Regions from separate parts of the Homo sapiens genome. Here regions 2 and 3 are each linked to region 1. A link is a loop called in an ENCODE intact Hi-C map of the cell type or tissue named here. Cell type or tissue: psoas muscle. All regions are shown on one strand. Region 1 overlaps NEK9 (NIMA related kinase 9). Region 2 overlaps RPS6KL1 (ribosomal protein S6 kinase like 1). Region 3 holds the start of LOC124903348 (a long non-coding RNA gene).

Region 1 (8,000 bases):
CTATAGTTCTGCTGCTTCCGTAGGATCTCAGCATGACCCAGTTAGTCCCCAGGCCAGCACAGCAGGTGATAATTAACCCTTCTTTACATTTAGCCTCAGAAAATACCAGGCATCAGAACAAGGATCCCTGAGGAGTAAGAGAAAAAAAAAAAGAAAATACCAGGCAATTTTTCTTTAACTTTGACAGATTAATCTTCTTAATTATATTTTTATTTGGCCCATATTAAAATTCAGTTTCATTTCCTGACCACACATCAGCTAGTCTTCATTAAGGTTGCTTGGAATATGCTGTATGATATGAAAGAATCAGCCATTATATTATAAAAATGGATACAGATAGTCGTCAGAGAATGTAATATTCACATTAAATTTTGAAGAATTGGCCGGGCGCAGTGGCTGACGCCTGTAATCCCAGCACTTTGGGAGGCCGAGGCGGGTGGATCACTTGAGGTCAGGAATTCAAGGCCAGCCTGGCCAACATGGTGAAACCCTGTCTTTACTGAAAATACAAAAATTAGCCAGGCATGGTGGCGGGCACCTGTAATCCCAGCTACTCAGGAGGCTGAGGCACGAGAATCACTTGAAGCCAGGAGGCGGAGGTTGCAGTGAGCCAAGATCGTGCCACTGCACTCTAGCCTGGATGACAGAATGAAACTGTGCCTCAAAAAAAAAAAATTGCTGGGTGCAGTGGCTCACGCCTGTAATCCCAGCACTTTGGGAGGCCAAGGTAGGTGGATCACCTGAGTTCGAGACCAGCCTGGCCAACATAGTGAAACCCCGCCTCTACTAAAAATACAAAACTTAGCTGGGCATGGTGGTGTGTGCCTGTAATCCCAGCTACTCGGGAGGCTGAGACAGGAGAATTGCTTGAACCTGGGAGGCAGAGGTTGCAGTGAGCCAAGATCGGGCCACTGCACTCCAGCCTGAGCAACAGAAGCTAGACTCGGTCTCAAATAAAAAAAAAAAAGTTGAAGAATTCAACATTCAGATTTTCCCCGGACAGGGAGTTAATGGTAAGTTTATCTGGCAACTTTAAGAGGAGTTTGGCTCAAATATTAAAGACCTTTTTATATAAGATAAGTGTCTATGGAGGATGCTGGAATCTGAATGTATCTCTTAAAGAAGCAGAGTAAGCATGGGTGCTAGATTTGGTGGGCTGTGGTTGGGGGGATTGTTTGGTAATGCTTTTAGAATATTGATAACCTGCTATGGATACAAGATAAACAAAGTTGGTAAATGGAAGTGAATTATCATTATGAGCATCCTGATATACAAATACAACTATACAAAATTACAAAACATAGTTTGTATGAAAACCAAAAATTTAGTCCCTAACATTTGACTTGCACTGTTGCCATTGCACTTCATGCAGCTTATAGGCACCTTTCCAGGGTAAGTAGGGTTGTCAAATGGTAAATCTGTCTTGCTGCATAGCAAAGCTGTCTATTTCTGTGCTGTATATCTGTCAGTGTTTCAGAGCTCTAGCCCGGGAGGAGGCGGCGGGGGCGGCGGTGGTGAAGAAGAGGACAGTCAGCAGGAATCTGAAACTCCTGACCCAAGTGGAGGCTTCCGAGGAACAATGGAAGCAGACCGAGGAATGGAAGGTTTAATCAGTCCCACAGAGGCCATGGGGAACAGTAATGGGGCCAGCAGCTCCTGTCCTGGCTGGCTTCGAAAGGTAATTCCTTTGGAAGAAGTAACTTGGATAAAATATGTGGCCCTTTGCAGGAACTAGAAAGAGCTGTCAGGGTCTCTCAGTTTTCCAAGTACCTAGTAAACTGTTGTGCATCCTGAATCCAGCCTTCTGATTTCTACCTGGAAAGAAATTGCCTAATCACTAATCCTTTTTTCTTTCCAAAAAGATAAAAAATGTTCTCATACCCTTGTTACTTAAGTGAATGTATTATAAGTTACTATAACCTACCTTGATGGCAGTTTTTGTAGTACATGTATATAAAGATTAAGCTTACAGATTTTATACTGTCATTTATAGAAATGGAATATTGGAGCAGTTGGAATGCCTTACAATAGGAAAATGGTTGATGAAAGTTGAGATACAGAAAGTAAAAATGTTGGATTGGGCACAGTGGCTCATGCCTATAATTCCAGCACTTTGGGAGGCTGAGGCAGGAGGATCACTTGAGCCTAGGAGCTCAAGACCAGCTTGGGCAACACAGCAAGACCTTGTCTGTACCAAAAATTTAAAAAATTAGCCGGGTGTAGTAGTGTGCACCTATAGTTCCAGCTACTCAGGAGGCTGAGGCAGGATGATCACTTGAACCTGGGAAGTCGAGGCTGAAGTGAGCCGAGCTGTGCCATGATTGTACCACTGCAATCCAGCCTGGGTGACAAAGCAAAACCCTGTTCAAAAAAAAAAAAAAGTAAGAATGTTGAAGTATATTTATTTTCATGGAAAGTTACTCACAACATATGGCTATGCAGAAGAGGATGATATATCTGTATGATCTCATTCTTTTAGGAAATATGTAACACACAAAAGAATGTCAACAAGACTATGTATTGACAGTTTTTAAAGTGGTTGTCTGTAAGTGATGGAATTGCTGGTGAATTTTATTAGTTTCCTTTGCCCATTTGTATTTTCTCATTTTCTACAGTAAATATTTATGGTTTGTGAAATTTTAAATTTTTTACCAAAAAAAAAAAAAAAAAGACCGAGCATGATGGCTCCCAGCTGTAATTCCAGCACTTTGGGAGGCCAAGGCAGGAGGATTGCTTGAGCCCAGGAGTTTGAGACCAGCCTAGACAACATAGGGAGACCCCATCTCTATAAAAATTTAAAAAAAAATAAGGCCAGGGCCAGGCATGGTGGCTCACATCTGTAATCCCAGCTCTTTGGGAGGCCAAGGCGGGAGGATCACCTGAGGTCAGGAGTTTGAGAACAGCCTGGCCAATCATGGTGAAACCCCATCTCTACTAAAAATACAAAAATTAGCCGGGCAAGGTGGCTCACGCCTGTAATCCCAGCACTTTGGGAGGCTGAGGCGGGCGGATCACAAGGTCAAGAGATCAAGACCATCCTGGCCAACATGGTGAAACCCCATCTCTATTAAAAATACAAAAATTAGCCGGGCGTTGTGGCGCACGCCTGTAGTCCCAGCTGCTCAGGAGGCTGAGGCAGGAGAATCGCTTGAACCCAGGAGGTGGAGGTTGCAGTGAGCCGAGATTGCGCCACTGCACTTTGGCCTGGTGACAGAGCGAGACTCCGTCTCAAAAAAAAAAAAAAATTAGCTGGGCATGGTGGCACGCACCTGTAATCCCAGCTACCTGGGAGGCTGAGCCAGGAGAATCACTTGAGCCCAGGAGGCGAAGGTTGCAGTGAGCCGAGATCGCACCACTGCAGTCCAGCCTGGGCGACAGAGTGAGACTCCATCTCAAAAAATAAATAGATAAATAAATAAGGCTGGGCGAGGTGGCTCACACCTGTAATCCCAGCACTTTGGGAGGCCAAGGCGGGCAGATCACTTGAGGTCAGGAGTTTGAAACCAGCCTGGCCAACATGGTGAAACTCTGTCTCTACTAAAAATACAAAAAATTAGCCAGTTGTGGTGGTACACGCTTGTAATCCCAGCTACTTGGGAGGCTGAAGTAGGAGGACCACTTGAACCTGGGAGGTGAAGGTTGCAGTGAGCCGAGATTGTGCCACTGCACTTCAGCCTGGTGACAGAGTGAGATTCTGTCTCAAAAAAATAATAATTAGCCGGGCATGGTGGCACATGCCTGTGGTCCTAGCTACTCAGGAGGCTGATGTGGAAGGATTATTTGAGTCCCAAAGGTCAGGACTACAGTGAGTCATGGTTGTGCCACTGCACTCCAGCCTGGGCAACAGAGCAAGACCCTGTTTCAAAAAAAAAAATCTGTAGGTTTAAAGCTCCCTGTCTAATAAGACTAAACTTGCTAGTGATTTGAGGAGCGTGAACAGAGGAAGCAGCATGCTGTTCTGTCTGCACCTTTAGCCTCAGCTTTCAGCAGTGTTGCAGCCAGCCTCACTGACACTTCCTTGGAGCGCCCCAGCTCACTGAATAGCCTGTGTAGAATAAGCGTGTTGGAGTGACACACCAGAAACTCCAGCCTGTGTTCTTTGAGTTTGCCTTTGCATCACTGTTTCTCTGATGAAGGGGTGGCAGTTTTTTCACAGGTAGGCTGTGATATGTTGTTAACCACAACTGTCTTGCCCACTAGAGGGTGCTGAAGTCATGAGAGAGGGAAAACTATAGCAAAAAGAAGGGAATTTGGGAGGAAGCAAATACTGCAAACAGACTAATGAGATTCTTTCTCATATACATAGGAGCTGGAAAATGCAGAATTTATCCCCATGCCTGACAGCCCATCTCCTCTCAGTGCAGCGTTTTCAGAATCTGAGAAAGATACCCTGCCCTATGAAGAGCTGCAAGGACTCAAAGTGGCCTCTGAAGCTCCTTTGGAACACAAACCCCAAGTAGAAGCCTCGGTAACTGAGCTTTTTGCCTTTGAATCACAACTAGGTAAACAGTCACTGCAAGCTCTGCCTGGTTCTTCTGGCCTCGCTCTAGCTTTTGGGTTTCAGCTGCCCTGCATCAACTCATTATACTGTCTATTCAGCAGTACTTAAAGCCTCAACCCAAGACTAAACTGAGTTGCCTCAGAAAGGTATTTACCCTTCCACATTTCTGACAGGCTAACACCTTTCTAAAGGGATTGTCTTTTCCCTCTGCCTCAGAAATACCAAAATTCAAATTCAGTTTTTCATGACACTGGCAGGGTAGGTTAGAGGCTCTAAATATAAGAAAGAAGTAATACTGGTAGTCTAGTGAGGAAGCAACACATGTACACCTAACCTTGGTAAAAATGACATTGTGGTAAATACCTCAGTAAAACTATAATCCAAGGTCATGAAACTTTTTCTATAAAAGGCTACATAATTATTTTAGACTTTTCCTATTAAAGGCCACATAGTAATTATTTTAGACCATTTTAGACAGAAATGTGTACAGCCTCTTTTGCAACTACTCAACTCTGACATTGTAGCACAAAAAGCAGCTTCAAGTAATACATAATGAATGGGCATCCTTGTGTTCCAATAAAATTGTATTTACAAAAACAGGCAGTGGGCCAGAATTGGCCTATGGGCTATTTGTTGAACCCTCCTATAAAAAAAGTACAGTAGAAAAGAGAAAAATCCAGACTAGGATCATCAGAAAGCTTCCCAGAAGAGGTAATAATACCTTTGAAACTTCAAGGTGAATGTTTTAATTTCTCTGTCAGTTCACCTTCTTAAATTGTGTTGGTGGTCCTGTTTACTGACCACCTCTCAGATCTTTTCTAAAGTGTGATTCACTGCATATCATGAATATTGACCCTTTGGGTCTGTGATCTGAAAGACTTGTTCCAAACCAAATCATGCTTTTCCCTACTTCAGCATTTTAAATGAGAAGATACCAAGGTGCTTTAAAATTTTTCACAAAGTCCTCCAAAATAGATGATTGGTCTCCCACCTTGGCCTAATGGGGACTGAGGCAGAGAGTTCACTTTCCATGTTATGTCAGTGCCCATCGCTGTTATAATCCTAGCATTTCTGTTTCTCGTACATATATTCATGTGTATATATGATTTATCTTGTTAATTTAAAAGTAAAATCCGATTGCACTTAGAGGAAGTTTGGATTGAGGAGCTATGACACCTGGGCAGAACCTCCTGCAATCTCCTTCTTGTCTCTCTAGTCACCTCGGCTGAATCCTGCAGTAACCTGTGCTGGGAAGGGAACACCACTGACTCCTCCTGCGTGTGCGTGCAGCTCTCTGCAGGTGGAGGTTGAGAGATTGCAGGGTCTGGTGTTAAAGTGTCTGGCTGAACAACAGAAGCTACAGCAAGAAAACCTCCAGATTTTTACCCAACTGCAGAAGTTGAACAAGAAATTAGAAGGAGGGCAGCAGGTGAGAGCATTAAAAGAATAATCCAATTTCTAAGCCTGTTTTGAAGAATCACAGAAACAAAACACAAAGTACTGAAATAGACTTGTTCCTTTGCAGGTCCTTACTTTTTTTTTGAGACGGAGTCTCGCTCTGTTGCCAGGCCAGAGTGCAGTGGTGCTATCTTGGCTTACTGCAACCTCCGCCTCCCGGATTCAAGCAATTCTCCTGCCTCAGCCTCCCGAGTAGCTGGGACTACAGGTGTGCACCACCATGCCCGGCTAATTTTGGTATTTTTAGTAGAGACAGGGTTTCACCGTGTTGGCCAGGATGGTCTCGATCACTTGACTTCATGATCCACCCGCCTCAGCCTCCCAAAGTGCTGGGATTACAGGTGTGAGCCACCACGCCTGGCCGATCCTTAGTTTTTAATGATACCATTTTTGTAATTATAATCCCAGAAGCCTTGGGCCTTGTTCAGGCACCTAGATTGAATCATTTTCATCACTTGCATTGCTTTTTCTTAGTGTATGTTTTTTCTTTTACAATACTTAATTACATACCTCTGAAAATAGACATTCTCCTGAACAACCACAATACTATAACCACACCTAAAAAAATTAATACTAGTATTGTCAATTCTCATCTAGTATCCAGCTGATACCTCAATTTTCCCAGTTTTCCCCCACAAAAATGTCCTTTATAACCATTTTTTATCAGACTAGAATCCAGTCAAGAATCCCACATTATATGTATGTCTCATTTCTTTTCATCTAAAACAGCTCCCTCCACCACCATCACCTTTTTTAAATTATTTTATTTTTATTTTTATTTTTATTTTTATTTTTATTTTTTGAGACAGTCTCACTCTGTTGCCCAGGCTGGAGTGCAGTGGCGTGATCTCGGCTTACTGCAACCTCCACCGCCCGGGTTCAAGTGATTCTTCTGCCTCAGCCTCCCGAGTAGCTGGGACTATAGACGCTTACCACCATGCCCAGCCAATTTTTGTATTTTTAGTAGAGATGGGATTTCACCATATTGGCCAGGCTGGTGTCAAACTCCTGACCTCGTGATCCACCTGCCTCGGCCTCCCAGAGTGCTAGGATTACAGGTGTGAGCCACTGCGCCAGGCCTTATTTATGTATTTATTTTGAGACAGGGTCTTGCATTGTCACCAAGGCTGGAGTGCAGTGGCACAAACATGGATCACTGCAGCCTTGACTTCCTAAGCTCAAGTGATTCTCTGACCTCAGCCCCCCAAGTAGCTGGAACTACAGGCATGTTCCACCATGCTCTGCTTCACCTTTTAAAAAAATACTTTTATGACATTGACTTGTTGAAGAAACCAGGGCAGTTGTTCAACAGAATGTCCCACATTCTAGATTTGTCTTGTTTTCTCAGGGTGTTGTCTAACTTGTTTTTCTGTCACCCTGTCTTTTCTGAAAACTGGAAGTTTAACCTAAGGCTTGATTAGATTCACATTAAACATTTTTAGTGAAAATACTTCAAAGGTGATGCTGCTTGCATTATTTTTCGAGAGCCATGCTATTGTTTTATATAGAGGGAAGTAGAAGCAGAGAAATAGGGTTAGGCCCTTGGCTTTGCCATTTGCCAGCTGTAGGTGTTTGGGCTACTTTGTTTTCTCTGAGCCCTGGTTTCTCACCTGAAAGAAAATAATAGACACCTTGTATGGTTCTTTGGAGGATTAAATGAACTAATGTTTATGAAATTACTTTAGAAAATAATATACAGGCTGAGCACGGTGGCTCACACCTGTAATCCCAGCACTTTGGGAGATTGCTTGAGCCCAGGAGTTCAAGACCAGCCTGGGCAACCTGGTGAAACCCCATCTCTACCAAAAATAAAAACTAACTGGGCATGATGGCACACGCCTATAGTCCCAGTTATTCAGGAGGCTGAGGTGGGAAGATCACCTGAATCTGGGGAGGTCAAGGCTGCAGTGATCCGTGATCACACCACTGCACTTCGGCGTAAGCAACAGAGCAAGACCCTGTCTCAAAAACACACACACACACAAGGTAAGATTGGCAGCTATAGCAGGGAGAAGATTGTTTTGCCCAGGACTTTTTCCAT
Region 2 (8,000 bases), 170 kb after region 1:
ACCTGCTCCTTGGGAGAGTTGGGACAGAAACTGCAGGAGGAGCGAGGAGCTATGCCCAGGGCACCCTGCCAGTCCTCGAGGCCCTGCTCACTCCCACTTCCCGCTTCCCACAGCACCCCCACCACACTCACCCTGAACCCCAGGGCTGCAGCCAAGACGCTCTACCGAGCACAGCTGGGGACTTCCTGCGGCTGGGACGTGCTCAACTCCAGAAACCTGTCCAGAGAGGGCCCGTTCTGGCCCGTCCTTGCCCAGGGCCTTGGCAAGTCTGCCCTTTTTTTCCTCTCCTGACCTAACTGTAACTTTACCCTGTCCCAATGCTATCTCGCATGCTTTGCCTTATTCAGGGCAGACAAGAAGATAGGAGGCGACGTCCCAACCCTTACTCGGGGCACTCATTGTTAGAGTGCTTCTGATTAGAAGGACAGACAATGAGGTCAAATCAGAGTCCAGCCAGTATGAGGTTCCCCTCTTCCCCTGAACCCTGGAATAGTCACCCAAGAAGTTCTTTACCAAGCTGGCTAAATGGAGAGCTTCCTAAAAATACAGATGCCCAAGAATCTGTTATTTAACATACTCACTGGGTGATTTTGGTAGATCTGGGGGCCCACAGAGAAAAGGAGACAGTCCTGTACTTCCCACAGGCAAGAGGATGACATGCTGCCTGAGGGAAGGCCCCGCGCTGGGCACCACCCCGGGTGGCCACGGGCAAGCCCCCTGCTCTCTGAGCTGTGGTTTCTTCCTCTGGAAAGTGAGATGAGAATTCTCCCCCAATGGGGTGATCTGGGAGGTAAAACAAAACAATTTTGGGGAAAGACCTGGCACATGCTGTGACACTGAGTACGTGCTTGATGGCTCTAAATACAAGTGACAGGAGTGAGCTGGGAGGCACGCAGGCTTCTGCTCCCGGGCCTTACTCCAGCTGCTTCTCCTGGGTCCCTGGGGCAGGTCCCAGACTGTCAGCGCAGGCCCTGCCAGCTTCCATCTGCCACGGTCCCCTCCCCACTGCTTGAGTGTCAGTGGCCACGACCCAACCTTGGCTGAGCACAGCCGTTCCCAGGGACTGGCCGGGAGGTGACTGACACCGTGCCTCCCGGTACGATCCCGCTGAACCATAGGTGTTGTGGTGAGAGGGGTTCTGAGCTGAGTATGATAGGAAAACAGCGAGTTGAAGTTATATGGCTTTGTTTCTTAATGATCGGAGTTCTTAGAGTGTTTAGGTGCAGATGTACACTGTGACACAGAATTCCCCAAACTTGTTTAGCCTCAGGAAAGTGGTTTAGGAATCCAGTGTTTCGAGGCCCCTGCAGATGGAAAGCACAAATTAAAGCCAAGCCCAACCATTTTTTTTTTTTCTTGACACAGGGTCTCGCTCTGTAGCTCAGGCTGGAGTGCAGTGGCGTGATCTCGGCTCACTGCAGCCTCGACCTACCAGGCTCAAGCAATCCTCGCACCTCAGCCTCCTGAGTAGCTGGGACCACAGTCTCAAGCCCTGCTATTGTCTTCTATTTTTTGTAGAGAGATCTCGCTGTGTTGCCCAGGCTGGTCTCGAACTCCTTGCCTCAGGTGATCCTCCACCTCCGTTTAGGCCTCCCAAAGCACTTGGGATTACAGGCGTGAGCCAGTGGCCCGCCGCATTCTATTTCAGGACTACCCTTCTTTTTTTTCTTTTTTATCCTGTCTTGGGTACTCAACTTAAGGACTTCACCTCCCTCCTGAGATCCTACTTCCTTTCCCTGTGTCATGCCCAAGCCAGGAGCATCACTTTCCTCAAATTAGGAAAGGTGTTACTGCCCCTGGGCCTGGGTCCCTGCAGCCAGACTTGGATATACTGTCACCCTTGTTCCATTCCACAGCTGTGCCCAGACAGATCTGGGCAAGTGGGCAGTGCCAGCCAGCAGCAACCCTCAGGCCCAGGGAGGAAGCAAAGGGCTTGCTCGGGATGATGCTTGAGTGACCCCTAACGTGTCCGGCTGTTAGGATAACTAAGGGCTGAAGAGATGGTGGCAGGGAGCAGTGAGGTGGGTGGGTCGGGACTTGGCAAGCAGCCAGAATACCCGAGGGCCTGGCCTCAGAGCCTGGGGGCCAGGGAGACATCACCGGGTATTTGCTGAGCCTCGTGCAGGAGCCAGGCTCTGAGACAGGGTGGAGGAAGAAAAAGAAGGTCATCCAAGTCACTTCTTCTTTTATTTGGCTTAAACACAGGGGTGTTTTTTTTGTTGTTTGTTTTTTGGGTTTTTTTAGTTGTTACCAACATTTGAAAATGTGCAGATTCTTATAAAAGTCCAGATTTCCTGCTTCTCTTGAAAAAATCAGATCTGGAAACGCTGGCCTCCCATTCCCCTGTGGCAGCAGGGAGTGGAGGAGGAGATGCCTGCCTTAGACGGGGCACCAGCCCTCCTTTCTGCGCCTCCACCCTGCCTATTTGCTCACATGCCTGGCCCCTGTGGACCTTTGAGTTTAAGAACTTGTTTGAAACCTTTAGGCTTGTTTGTTCCATGGGAGAGTCCTCCTGGGATTTTGATACTTTGTGCATCTTTAAAGAAAAGGTTTACCGTGTTTCACCAAAGCTTTAATTGTCCCTCTGTCCCAAGAATTCAGTGGGTCTCTTTATTTAAAACAATTGCTCTTTTTTAAAAGGTGAGAGAAAGCACTCAGAACTGCCTTCCATCTTCCCAAATGGAAGGCTCACCCGACAGTTGTATGGAACCTTCTCATTTACAGAGCTGTGGCATTAAATCCTCACAGTCACCATGGGGGAACGAAGCCTTATAGGGTGCTGTTCAACACAGTAGTCACTAGGCACATAAGCCTCTGTGCATTCATATTCATTAAAATGAAGTCATCTGTGTCTCAGTTGCACCAGTCACATTTCAAGTGCTCAATGGCCCCATGTGGCTACTGGCTTCCATATTGGACAGTGCAGACATATAATCCTGCCATCATGATAAGAAGTTCAATTGGACAGTGCTGCATTTTAATACTTGTCCTACAGAGAATTAAACTGAGGTTCAAAGAAGTCAGCGGGGCTGGGCGCAGCGGCTCACACCCATAATCCCAACACTTTGGGGAGCCAAGGTGGGTGGATCACCTGAGGTCAGGAGTTCAAGACCAGCCTGACCAACATGGTGAAACCCCGTCTCTACTGAAAATACAAAATTAGCTGGGTGTGGTGGCACATGCCTGGAATCCCAACTACTTGGGAGGCTGAGGCAGGAGAATCGCTTGAACTTGGGAGGCAGAGATTGCAGTGAGCTGAGATCACACCATTGCACTCCAGCCTGGGCAACAACAGTGAAACTCCGTCTCAAAAAAATAAATAATAAACAAAGAAGTCAAGGCACTAGACAGTCCTCCATCCTCCAAACCACTGAGTAAAAGGAGTTTCTTGTTTGGTTGGATGAATGGGAAAATGCCTGCTGCTTTGCTGCCCTTTTGAAATATAATGAAAGAAAAAGGAGAAGAAAAAGAAAATCCCCTGAATCCTGCCGAACTCCAAGATAATCACTGTTAATGTTTTAGTCTAATTATTTCTGAATACTGAGGTTGGTTTTAATATGTTTTTAACAGAAATCTTTCAGTGTATGGATCAAGGTTTATTTCTGGCCTCCTCAGCCTTCCCTCCTTCGCTAGTTTTTTTGGACTCTGTCAGTTACAGGCCCTTGCCCAGGACCAGGTGGTGGGGAATCCCACTTGGCAAGGGACAGTGGGGAATTATCTGGGGTGTCAGGATTTGTGGGAAACTCTGTTCTCCTAAATGACTCCAGAGTTTTCTTCCTTGCTTTTTCTAACATTGCACAAGTTTGGTCAGGGAGCCAAGCCCAGGCTGGACTCGGTCTCTGGCTGTTGGAGGAGAGACCTCTGGTGGTTGGAGAGGACACCTCGCTCCTGCTGAGAAAAGGGTCCTGGGCGCTCTCATCTAGTCCACTGCCTTCCTTTCACTGATGATGGAGAAACAGGCTCAGGAGGGAAGGCCATTGCCAGGGTCACCTGGTTGTGCCCCCAGTTCCAGTAAAGTCTGCAGGGCTCCGGGATCAGCCTGTCTGGGTTCAGGTCCTGACTTGACCACTTTTTAGCAGTGGGACAGTAGGCAACATAACCTCTCTGAGGCTCAGGCCTGAATTTTGGCAGGATTGTGGGGATAAAATTAAACAACCTATGTAAAGTGCTTAGCACAGAGTAACCACTTTACAGCCAGGGTGGGCTTCCCCTCGGATGACACTGGTAATAATCACGACAGGTTATCAAGGGTGTGTTCTGCGGCAGGTGCAGGCTGCTGCTCTGCCTGAATTGCCTGCTTTAACAGAATCCTCTTCAGGACCCCCTGAAGGAAGTGCTGCTATGACCCCGTTTTGTACTTAAAAAGAGCAAGGTTCAGAGAGGCCATGTGACTTGGCAGATGTGATCACTGACATTCTCACAGCCTTTCCACTCACCAAGGGCTTTCTTGGTTTTTTGTTTTTTGTTGTTTTGTTTTGTTTTTGAGATGGAGTCTGTCTCTGTTGCCCAGACTAGAGTGCAGTGGCTTGATCTAGGCTCACTGCAACTCTGCCTCCTGAGTTCAAGTGATTATCCTACTTCAGCTTCCCAGGTAGCTGGGATTACAGGCGGGCACCACTATGCCCAGCTAATTTTTGTATTTTTAGTAGAGACGAGGTTTCACCATGTTGGCCAGGCTGGTCTTGAACTCCTGACCTCAGGTGATCCACCCGCCTTGGCCTCCCAAATTACAGGGATTACAGGCATAAGCCACCACACCTGGCCCTCACCAAGGGCTTTCAGAATGGCTTCAACAATCCAGAGATGTAGGGAAGGTAGGCATTTGGAATTCCTGGTTGGTAGATGAGAAAATCAATTCAATTTGCCCAGGATCGAAGCCCAGTGCCCCTTCCCCTACCCTGATCCCAAGCTGTGGCCTTCCTCACTGCCCAGCAGCCTGGCCTCAGGGCCCAGTTCCCACCCCGACCATGGCTGGCCACAGCCTCCCTGGGGAATGTCCGCAGGGCAGGCCAACAGCCAAGGAGTCACAACCCCAGGGTGCTGGCCTTGCCTCCACATGCCCTCACCTGGGCTGAATCCTCTGCCTTCCCGCCCTCGACGTACCCATGTGCCCGCTCCTATGCTGGGGCCCGCCCCTGCCCACCATGCAGATGAGTCAAGGGCCCAACTCCAAACATGGCCCTGACCTTGCGATTGACAGCGTCTGCCTCTAATGGAAACCAACACAAGAAGGAGAGGCTGCTCTCCAAAGACGGCCTCTCAAGCGGACTTTACTTATTTATTTTAAATTTTTATTTGCAGTCAGGAGTACATGTGCAGGTTTTTCACATAGATAAACTTGTGTCATGGGGGTGTGTGTAAATGAAGGGGGTGGAGTGGAGTGGGAAAAAGGCCTGAACGCAGCGTGCCAAGCCCACACAACATGGCTGCGCTGGGGAGACCTGGAGTCACCTCAGAGCTGCGGCTTCCTCAGTTGTAAAACAAGAGATCAGAGGAAGTGACTGGCTCTGAGGTCCCTTCCAGCCATGACACCTCAGACCCTGCAGGATGTTGGGGCTCTAGCTAAGGCCTTGGGTGAGGGGTTGATCTCTGGAGGTCCAGTTGGAACAGGGCTTCTCAGTTGATCTCTGGGGTCCAGGTGGAACAGGGCTTCTCAGCTGATCTCTGGGGTCCAGGTGGAACAGGGCTTCTCAGCCCTCCCGTCAGGTGGCATGAGGCCTGGCCCAGCGTGGGCAGGGAGAGGGCAGGGCATTCTGCTCGCATGCCCACCACGCACACAGTGAGCCAAGGCCCGGGCTGCTCACAGTGCATGTGTCTAGCACCTACTACATCCCTGCACTGTGCAGGGCTCCGGGAATACTGAGCTCACAGTCCAGTGGGAGACAGATTAGACAGTGTGAAGAGGCTCTCCTAAGGGTGAACTAAGAGAGCATTGGAGGCAGATTAGGGACCCCAGCCCCTGTAATCTTGGGAAGGCTTCCTGGAGGAGGCAGCATCTGAGACCACAGGTCTAGCAGGGGTGGGTGAGCAGGATAGGATCGATGTCTGCTTCAGGAGTGCCACCAAAGCCCGCCCTCCCTGCCCTGCCACTGGAGTGAGTCAGCCTCAGTGGAGGAACCTGGGAGGGGGTCAGGCTGGGGTCACGGAGCCCCAGGAGCTAGTACCTGCCTTAACCAGTGCCTCTTGGACTTTGGCAGGTGCAGCTGGTCCAGGACCCGGCAACCGGAGGGACCTTTGTGGTGAAGGCAGGTGCCACCCTGCCCCTGCCACTCTGCATTCCCCTTGGATCTTTCTCAGGGCTCTTGGAAACTCCTACCCAGAACCTGCATTTGAAGCCTGCACTCCCTCCCACAAAAGCTGGTTGTTCTGCCTGAACATGCCCCACTTTCCAGATGGACACACATGCATGCACACACACACATACACATACACATACACATACACACAAACACACATGCACACACACTGCCCCCTCTTTGGCTAGAGGGTGGAGGACCCAGATTCTACAGGGGCAGTGGGGGTAAGGACAGGTCAGGAACTGAGGGAGGCAGTTGCTCCACCCTCATTCGGGTGCCCCTGAAGCCAGGGCTAGGAGGTCCCCTAACAGCAGCAGTCTCTGGCCTGTCCCCGGCTGATCTGCCTGCCCTGCTGCTCCCAGAGCCTACCCAGGTGCCACATGGTGAGCAGGGAGCGGCTGACCATCATCCCACACGGAGTCCCCTACATGACGAAGCTGCTCAGGTACTTTGTGAGCGAGGACTCCATCTTCCTGCACCTGGAGCATGTGCAAGGTGAGCAGGCCTGGGGCCCCCTGTCAGCTCCCCAGGCCTTTGGGGTATGTCGTCAACCCTTAAAATGCGGAGCCCTGGCAGGGCGTGGTGGCTCACGCCTGTAATCCCAGCACTTTGGGAGGCCGAGGCAGGCGGATCAACTGAGGTCAGGAGTTCAAGACCAGCCTGGCCAACATAGTGAAACCCTGTCTCTACTAAAAATACAAAAACTAGCCAGGTGTGCTTGCACGTGCCTGTAATCCCAGCTACTTGGGAGGTGGAGGCAGGAGAATGGCTTGAACCCGGGAGGTGGAGGTTGCAGTGAGCCAAGATCACGCCACTGCACTCTAGCCTGGGCAGCAGAGCAAGACTCCGCCTCAAAAAAAAAAAAAAAAAAAGCTGAGCCCTGGGGAGGGGCGGAGCTTGCACCAGATGTACAGCACAGACCAGGGGACCCGGCCTTTCTGGAGGCCAGTCAGGCTGTTGTGGGCCCCTGTGTGGTACCAAGGGGGCAGGGGACATCCTGGGGTGGATGTCCACATCGTGGGTGGGCGTGAGAATCACAGCTGTCTCCTCTGTCGCTGTTTCCTCCAGCGTTGGCTCTTTTCATTTTTCCGGGTTGTGCCGATCCCTTGGGAGTGGCCAGACAGGGTGGTGGTGACTGAAGTTATGAGGACAGGAACTGGGCCATGTAGCAGATACTGATGGTTGTATTGATGACTTTTTAAAGTGAGGTGCACATCTGGGGTCATGACATATAGTCATCATAAGTGTGTGCCTGACTTTTCTTTAAATTTCTTTATATCGGTCTCCCTAAAAACAGTGTTCACACTAGTGAACCCACCACCCAAACCACAGACACTGATAGTGCTGGACATCTCTCGGTGGTGTGCCAGTTTGTAAGGCTGGGCCCACTTTAGTTGGGTCAAGAGGAGGGCAGAGGGCATTCTAAGCTGAGGGGTGGGAGGGAGCAGAGGTGAGGGGCTGAACTAGGCCAGGACACCCAGAGGCGGAAAGTCTGCGCCCAAGACAGAAGGGAGGCAGGAGTGGGAGCCGGCCCTGGCATCCATACTCTTTTTCTCCCTGTCCCCACGCTCACCGCTCCCTCTGCATGGCCCAGGAGGCACTCTCTGGTCCCACCTGCTCTCCCAGGCGCACTCCCGACATTCTGGGCTCAGCTCTGGCTCTACCCAGGAGAGGATGAAGGCTCAGCTCAACCCCCACCTCAAC
Region 3 (8,000 bases), 230 kb after region 1:
AACTTTCCCTTGACTGCACCTTCCCACATCCAGGAAAATCAGATTCTTAGCCAGCTACTGGGTCATAGATACAACAATGGCCATTGGAGTAGCAGTCCTCCCCAGGACTCATCTTCCCAGAGGCACCCCTCCTCAGAGCCTGCCCTACGACCTTGGAGAACTACTAAGCCGCAACCATTGGTCCTGAGCCAGCAGCAGTGTCCCTTGCCTTTCACCTCTGCCCATCTGGAAAGTCTACCCCTTCTTCCCTCGGTGAAGATGGAACAGAGAGGCCTGCATGCTGTCATGGAGGCACTGCCTTTCTCTTTGGTCCACATATCCTTTAATAGCAATTGAAGTTCTCATTGTTGGCCAGGTGCAGTGTGGCTCATGCTTGTAATCCCAGTGCTTTGGGAGGCCAAGGTGGGAGGATTACTTGAGGACAGGTGTTCAAGACTAGCCTGCACAACATAGCTAGACCCCATCTCTAAAAATAAAAAATTATCTGCACATGATGGCCCATGCCTGTAGTCCTACTCAGGAGGCTGAGGCAGGAGGATTGCTTGAGCCCGGGAGTTCGAGGTTACAGTGAGCTATGATTGCACCACTGCACTCCAGCTGGGCAACAGAGAGAGACAATGTTTCAATAAATAATTTAAAATACCATTGACACTGTGCAGAGAAACAAGAAAACTAAAAGTTGAAGAGGAGCTGGGGACAGATCACTCAGGGTCTTCTTAATGTTGCTCTGGGCCTTCAGCTTATAGTGGTGACCACATTCTGGAATTTAAGGACCTGGGAAGGTTCACTTAGCTTCTTCTATGACCCATCGGGTTCTGCCACTTGACTTATTCCTTTGGGTCTAAAAGGGTTTTGTTTTGAGACTCAAATAGGCTTCTGAAATACAATGAATACCCTAAGGAAGAAAGAATCCATAATTTGGTTGTCAGCCACCCATAAACTTAGGAGGAGAGGGTCAAAGGAATGACGTCATCTAAGGTATGGCCTCCCCAACCCCATAGCTCTACAAGCAAAAATCCTATATTGTGTAGATAATTCCTGGGGAGCAGATGAGGAACAAGAAACTTCTGGGCCAAATGGAAAAGGAGTTTTCCTCGGGGATTAAACCCAGAGAGGTGGCTGGAAACGGCCAGAGGTCTCCAGTTTAAGGAACAACTTCCAAGGTGCAATGGAGTGCCTGGAGACTAGGGGCTGGGCATATGAAGGGAGAGGAGGCTCCCCATGAGGAGGCCTGAGTGGCCCAGGCTGATCTGCAGGGCTCTGGATCTTATTGCATCATCTTTGCAACCCTTAAGTAGACACTACTCTCTTAATGTATTTCCCAGAGTAACCCTCGGGATATTAATAATTGTTGAGTTAGAAGAAAAAGTACCTTGGGGAAATACTGAGATAGTTTCTTTTCTGCAGGAATTCTCAGAGCCTTTAACATGAGTAAATGGAAGCTCTAAGAGGAGAATGTACACAGCCCCAAACCCATATGACCACTTCTAACAAGCATCTTGCAGAACTTAAGTTCTTGAGAATATATTTTGGATGTTGCTTTTTAAGCTAGCTGTGCTCACGCTGCTGCTTCTTGTGTGCAGCTTTGAGGGGAATCTCCAGAAGCTGATGAGTCTATGGAGTTGCATATCCAGGTGGGAACAGTCGTGTCCTTTGCCTGGCAACTACTGTGAGGGCAGCAGGATGGGGTGGGACCAGCTCATTACCATGCCAGAACCTGCCTTTGTGTCCTAAATGCCATGAGCGCCCCCTGCCGGTCAAAAGTGTTGGAAACACCCCAAAGCTTTCCTGGAAGTTAGCGAGCAACTGTAAAACCAATGCTGAGAACACTTCACTTGCCACCACTCTTGGAGGCAGAGATTCCACCATAGACAGATTTTCTTTATAAGAAAGGCTACCTGTCTGGGCCTTTGATAACCACTAGTTGACTCTCCATTAAATTCAGACAGCTGCAAAAACACCTCAGTCTCCCAGAATTTGCTATTTGTTGAGCACCTACATGTGCCTGTTCCTGCCCCCTAAATTGGGGATTGGGCTCAGAGAGCTTCTGGAGGTTTGGGGCCTATCCTAAGAAATACCTAAGCCAGGACTGGCTGCATGGGTGAAGTACTTGACTATCTTTGGAATGACTTGGGACCCCCTAGCAGCACCCTGGCCCCTCAACTCTTCCCTCATTCCTGCTGCCTATATTCCAAGAGATTTATTCCTGTGGGCCATGAAAGCCACCTGAGAGCAAGCTGCTTTACAGCATAAAAAGAACGTTCACATTCACATGACATCCTGTGACATAGGTAGGGCAGATGTGAAGATCACGAGGGGAGCATTGACAGAACACCTTCTCGGTGGCAGGCATTGCTACCAGCACTTCACACATATGTGCCCACCACCACTTAGCTACAATTCTGAAACCCATAAAGCTTTGACAGGCCCTATGATTTTCCCCCCCTAAGAATGATGCAATCTTTTTTTTTTGGTAGCAAAACCTGGCTTGCACTGATTGGAGGCTATTAATAGATTTTATCCCACTTAGTATAGTCATACGTTCTGCTGCAGAAATGTTAATGTATTGGATTATACACTGTCTCAGCTGTGGATGTTAATTAATGTGTGGTACACACATCGTATTATCTTTATAAGCTAACAAATTCTGAAATCCAAACTCCATTTGGCTCAGCATTTCAGATAACGGGTTTAGACCTGTATTATCTCACCGTTCTCAAGCATCCACTCTAAGATCGGGTATCCGAGAAGCAGAGACAGAGAAGGGAGCTAACTCGTCCAAAGTCCCAAGACACACTAATGAGCAACCAGGATTTAAACCCGGGATCTGATGGCCAAGTACAAGCTTTAACCACTATACTCCACATCTTAGCAATGAGGCTCAGAGCAGTTAAGTGGCTTGCCCAAGGTCACACAGCTAATAGATGGCAAAATCAGTGTCTGAAACTGGGTCTTTGGAATCCCAATCCAGGATTCTCTCCACAGCATTTGTGGATCTGTAGGAAGGGTAAGTAGGGGCTGATGGGGCAGCAGGGAGGGATCTCCTGTGCAGCAACTAGGTGCCTGGGCCACCTATAACCATAGTCAGTTGGTCTGGTTTCTTTTGGTTAAACAGATTCATCCTATGTGGAAGTCTTCACTGTCTTAAGCTACAGCTCTCGGATCTGAGATCCCAGGTTACTCTGTGTAATGCTTCTCACCCAGCCTAAGGACTGTCCCTAAAAATGCAAAGCGTATTTGTGTAAATCTTTTTTTCATTTCCGTCCTGCCCTAGTGCTAGGCAGTCACATCACAATTCTCCGACTCTTGTTAAAGGGGAAGGAATCTGTCTGTTCCCAGAGTGAGGTATAGTTTGGAATCTAATTTCCATATATGTGTATGGATTAAGGTTGACCGTTCACTCACTTACTCCTTCACACAACAAATATTTATTGAGCACCTGCTATGTTCCTAGCACTGGGCTAGGCACAAAGATGAAAAGATAAGGTCCTCACTCTCAAGGAGCTCACAGTCTAGACGAGACAAACATACAGTAAAAATTCCAATAAGGTCATCGCTGCAACAGTTTGTACAAAGAGTCTTCATAGCCCAGGGTAAGGAAGGCCTAATTTGGCAAGGAAGGGTTTAACAGAGGTGGGAGCTTCTGAGCTGAGACCTGAAAGATGAGGGATAGTTCTGCCAGGCAAATGGAGAGTGGGTACCACCCAACCATTCAAGCTTCTTGAGCAAGAGCAAAATATGAGCTGGTATTCAGCCTGCTTAGATGTTTGCTGGTTATAAAGGCAACACTGTGAAGGCAATGATAAGAGTGACAGCCAGAATGGGGACCACCTAGTTTACTCTTCTCGTTTTACAGCTGAGGAAACTGAGGCAGAGAGGGGAAGTAAATCTCTGCTTGGGGTTTTGAAATGGTTTATCTGGGATAGAATTGCCATCTCTTCCCATCCCACTTGGACACCACACACACACACACACACACACACACACACACACACACACACAATACACCAACCTGTATTTGACATCTAAGACACCACACACACACACACACACACACACACACACAAAATACACCAACCTGTATTTGACATCATCTATGCTACATAACTTTTCCACATCGAGATGATTTTTACATTCTGTGACTTAACTGTGCACATATGTCATCCAGCTTATTTGACCAGAGTTTCCAGAGACAGAAAAATGGAGCAAATACACAATTCCAATCAGAAAAACAAAATGAAATCAAATAGAAACCACAGGAACAAGGAATTCACTAGTTAATTGATAAACTGGCATTTTAAAGTGTTCATTTTCCTTGACACTGAGATAAATCCAGGAGGGTCTAAACCCTGGTCACTTGAAGAAGGCCAAACTAATGTTTTTCTTCACACGATATCCCAGCTCCAACCTCCTGAAGGTTTATTTTCCTGATGTTCAGGTAAAGTCACTCAACTAAATGGCAGCTTCTGCAGAACTCCCAAGAGGCAGTGTGTTTTGCCTGGTGTGAGGCAAGTCCTAGGTCATCATATGTGCACTTCAAGCTCCCCTTAGTGTTGCTGATGGAAGCAATGTCCAGTTCTGGGCTGAGACTCTACCCAAATAACCGTGAATAACTTTAGGCTAGAAAGGCTGGCTGTCTAAATTCTTAAGCTACTGAGCTGTAGATAATCCCCAAAACAGAAACACATGGGCAGGAAAAGTAGAGGGAAACAGAAACACTAGTTAGTGGCCTTTTTGGCTAGTTTTCTGCCTTGGCTGGGGACACTATGAAAAATAAAATATAGGCCAGGCACAGTGGCTCATGCCTCTAATCCCAGCACTTTGGGAGGCCGAGGTGGGCAGATGACCTGAGGTCAGGAGTTCGAGACCAGCCTGACCAACATGGTAAAACCCCATGTCTACTAAAAATACAAAAACTAGCTGGCGTGGTGGCGTGCGCCTGTAATCCCAGCTACTCGGAGGCTGAGGCAGGAGAATCACTTGAACCCAGGAGGTGGATGTTGCAGTGAACAGAGATCACGCCACTGCACTCCAGCCTGGGCGACAAAGCGAGACTACATCTCAAAAAAAAAAAAACACACAAAAACAAACAAACAAACAACAAAAAATATATATAGAGAGGGAGAGAGAGACAGAGTGTCAGACACTGTCAAATTTATGTTCAAATTGCTATAGTTCAAAACTGAGTGAAAGTACATACAGATGAAGTGTGACAATAAGGAAAATCAAACTAATTGTTGGGACCAGACCTCCCCTGTTCCCATAAAAGGTTTCTGAGGGCCTCTTTTACTTTGGGTGTTGGGTTAGGGGCTGTTAATACTTTTGGTCTACATCATTCAAGCTTTTCTTTCCCTCATATTCAGTTGGTTGGTTGATCCCTGAAGCAACCTCTGATTTTGATTTCAATTCATTCCACAATTCAAAGTTGCTAATAAACTGCTCCCTGACCTACATCTTGCCCTTCCCTTGGCCCTTTATCCAAGTGGAAGGCCCCAGGCCTGCCATGCAGTCCACCTGGGTGCAGCAAAATCTGGCACCACACTGGTCGTGACCCCTAAGTCCCACTCAAACACCACAAAAAGCTTTTCATGGGTAAAACAACCCCCATAAATCTAGCATATCAAAAAAAAGTTATGTTCTAATGGGCACTGTAGCTAATTTAGATTTTTCTGAGTATAACTAAATAGGCTTGGAAAATAGCGGTGGCTTCGCTTCTTTTTTTAAAGGAAGCCCCTGTTAATGCTGGTTAAAGCCGTATATGAACCCCTATACTGAGCTGGAAGCAGACAGTTCTAATTCTGAGCACCTCGTGGCAAATGTCTGACTGGATGGACCTCTTGTTTGTACAGTTCAACCGCTGCATTACCTCCCAGATGATCAAGTGGTTCAGCAACTTTCGTGAGTTTTATTACATCCAAATGGAAAAATCTGCCCGGCAAGCAATTTCAGATGGTGTCACAAATCCCAAAATGCTGGTGGTTCTCCGCAATTCAGAACTTTTTCAAGCTCTCAATATGCACTACAACAAGGGAAATGACTTTGAGGTAAGACCATGTACTGGGTTCCCATGAGATCTGATGAGTGTCTTCCCTATATGATTCGAGTTTTAGGAAAGATCCCTCTTCTGTGTCTCCTTAAGTTACTGAGAGCCAGGGCAGCCTGGGCCAATCTCTGTATCATCCACAAAGATTACAGCCTCAACATCTTCACTTGGGCAACAGGTGGAAGCAGCAAACTGAGTCAACAGCCAGTCTTCATTCTGAAGCTTAGTGAGAGGGCTGCCAGGTGTTACACCATCTTAGACTGAATACCCTGTCATTATCAAGTTACATAACTTCCTGACCTTTTTGCCTTAGTGCCAGGAGGCTCAGGACTGAATGCTGAGCTCAGTTGTGGCACCTAGTCTTGGCCTAGGTTTTCTCAACAATTTCTATGCTTTTCATGATTTGATTCTTATCTGTATTTTCCCTTGAAAATGTATCAGTGGGCCTTCCATAGCAAGTCACCTCAAATCCTTTCTGGAAATAACAATAAACAACACTCAAGCTCAGTCCCTCGGGGATCCCTATGAAGGCACACTGGTGGCACCTCAGAGGTAAAGCGTCAGTGAAAGGTGAGCCTAGGTGTCACTGGCGCACATTCCTAATCAAGAGATGCATGTTGCCTCATGCACAGCTGACAGCTGTTAGGCTGGCATCTGATTCTGCAGGTGCCGGGTATATCTGGTCACAGATTACACTTCCCTCTTCTTGACTTCTCCCTTGACTGTGATCACAAAGAGTGGTTTATTGATACCTCCAAAAAATACAAGAACTGTGGTCATCCACTGGTTGACTGGTGAGTCAGAGTATGTTTGGAAAGCTAAGACTACCTGTGGGGAAAATTGTCCATGTCTCCCTTTCTGAGGCTCAAGGGGTCACGGCCAGTATGGGACAGGCAGCACTGCTGCATCTTTCCACATAGGGTGGTCATTTGACCTGCAGTGGCAGCAAGCCCCAAGCCAAGCTGGGTCTGGAGCTTGGCAGTGGGGCAACCCATCATTCATGGTGCCAGTCTGGGTTAGGATTCTAGAACAGCACCCCCGTCAACCAGCTCTGAAAGCAGGAGTGTAAGCTCTTCAGACCCAGCCCTAAAAGGCAGTGGAATGAGGTATGACAGTCAGAAGCTTGGGGGCACTCCTTTCCACAGTTAGTACTAGGGAAAAGAATACCGAAGTCTCTTTGAGCCACAGATTTACTTTCAGTAAGATTTTCTGACCTGCTTAGTTAAAAAGTCGCCCATTAGCGAGATCAGCTCCTCCTACAAAGGAAGTGTCCTTAATTCACCTTCTCCCAGGGCTTTCTCACTGGAGCTGTCTTATCAAGGTTTGTGTCTGATGAGGAAGCAGAGGAGTCCTAGGGTTGCAGAATCAGGGGCCACTAGAGCAGGGATGCTCCTAGCCCACTACCCAAGAAACAGGCAGCACCCGCTAGTGAGGGCTCTGGCACCAGTGCTTCCCAACCTCACGTCTTTTCTTTCTTGTGGGTCTCTTTGGAAATGCAGGTTCCAGATTGCTTCTTGGAAATTGCCAGCTTGACGTTACAGGAGTTCTTCAGGGCTGTCTCCGCAGGGAGAGACTCAGATCCTTCCTGGAAGAAACCCATTTATAAAATTATTTCGAAACTGGACAGTGACATCCCAGAGATATTCAAATCTTCCAGCTATCCCCAGTAGCTGTTTCGGGGTTAAGATCCCACAACGTGAGGAGTGACTGGCTAGGGTTTCCTGGGTTTGTCTTAAAGGGCAATTTAGCTGTAGTCATATAAAAAGGGCACAAGGAAATCTCCTCTATCAAAACAGGTACTATTACCATTTTGATCATTTATTTCCCTTTCCAGAATCATCAGAAATTTAACTATAAAATGTACTAACTATATTGGTGTATTGGTAGTATATTGTAAAAGGAACACAAGTTTCCAATCAGAAGACTTGAAGCTCAACTCCATTGTTTCCAGGTGTTG

Evidence for each region. A loop is a pair of places that touch in the nucleus more often than their neighbours do. Peaks named below come from ENCODE experiments on the same cell type or tissue, not always from the same donor. Only the 100,000 strongest peaks of a DNase experiment are listed, where the experiment ranks them.
Region 2: it touches region 1 in a loop (7-fold over the local background); 85 of 110 quality-filtered maps call a loop at or near these places.
Region 3: it touches region 1 in a loop (8-fold over the local background); 60 of 110 quality-filtered maps call a loop at or near these places.

The regions. Positions count from the first base shown.
Region 1 is chr14:75,084,948-75,092,947 of GRCh38, reverse strand. NEK9 (NIMA related kinase 9) reads left to right here. Exons shown (of 22, transcript NM_033116.6): 19 at 1,470-1,678; 20 at 4,307-4,468; 21 at 5,718-5,930. Among named protein-coding and RNA genes, the nearest start is that of ZC2HC1C, 19 kb to the right of the region's middle. In psoas muscle, a CTCF peak has its summit at 4,211 (motif pointing right); no DNase peak of the experiment used is centred here.
Region 2 is chr14:74,910,039-74,918,038 of GRCh38, reverse strand. It overlaps RPS6KL1 (ribosomal protein S6 kinase like 1), which reads left to right. Exons shown (of 12, transcript NM_031464.5): 6 at 6,198-6,245; 7 at 6,659-6,791; 8 at 7,891-8,000. Among named protein-coding and RNA genes, the nearest start is that of RPS6KL1, 9.2 kb to the left of the region's middle. In psoas muscle, a CTCF peak has its summit at 3,868 (motif pointing left); DNase peaks (open chromatin) are centred at 108, 978 and 3,838; H3K4me3 peaks cover 1,080 bases; H3K27ac peaks cover 3,690 bases.
Region 3 is chr14:74,854,845-74,862,844 of GRCh38, reverse strand. It overlaps PROX2 (prospero homeobox 2), which reads left to right. Exons shown (of 6, transcript NM_001243007.2): 3 at 1-315; 4 at 4,331-4,438; 5 at 5,850-6,044; 6 at 7,543-8,000. The coding sequence ends at 7,713. It overlaps LOC124903348 (a long non-coding RNA gene), which reads right to left and starts at 4,339. Exons shown (of 2, transcript XR_007064269.1): 1 at 4,079-4,339; 2 at 3,410-4,012. RefSeq lists an enhancer at 6,965-8,000. In psoas muscle, a CTCF peak has its summit at 1,760 (motif pointing left); a DNase peak (open chromatin) is centred at 1,734; H3K27ac peaks cover 594 bases.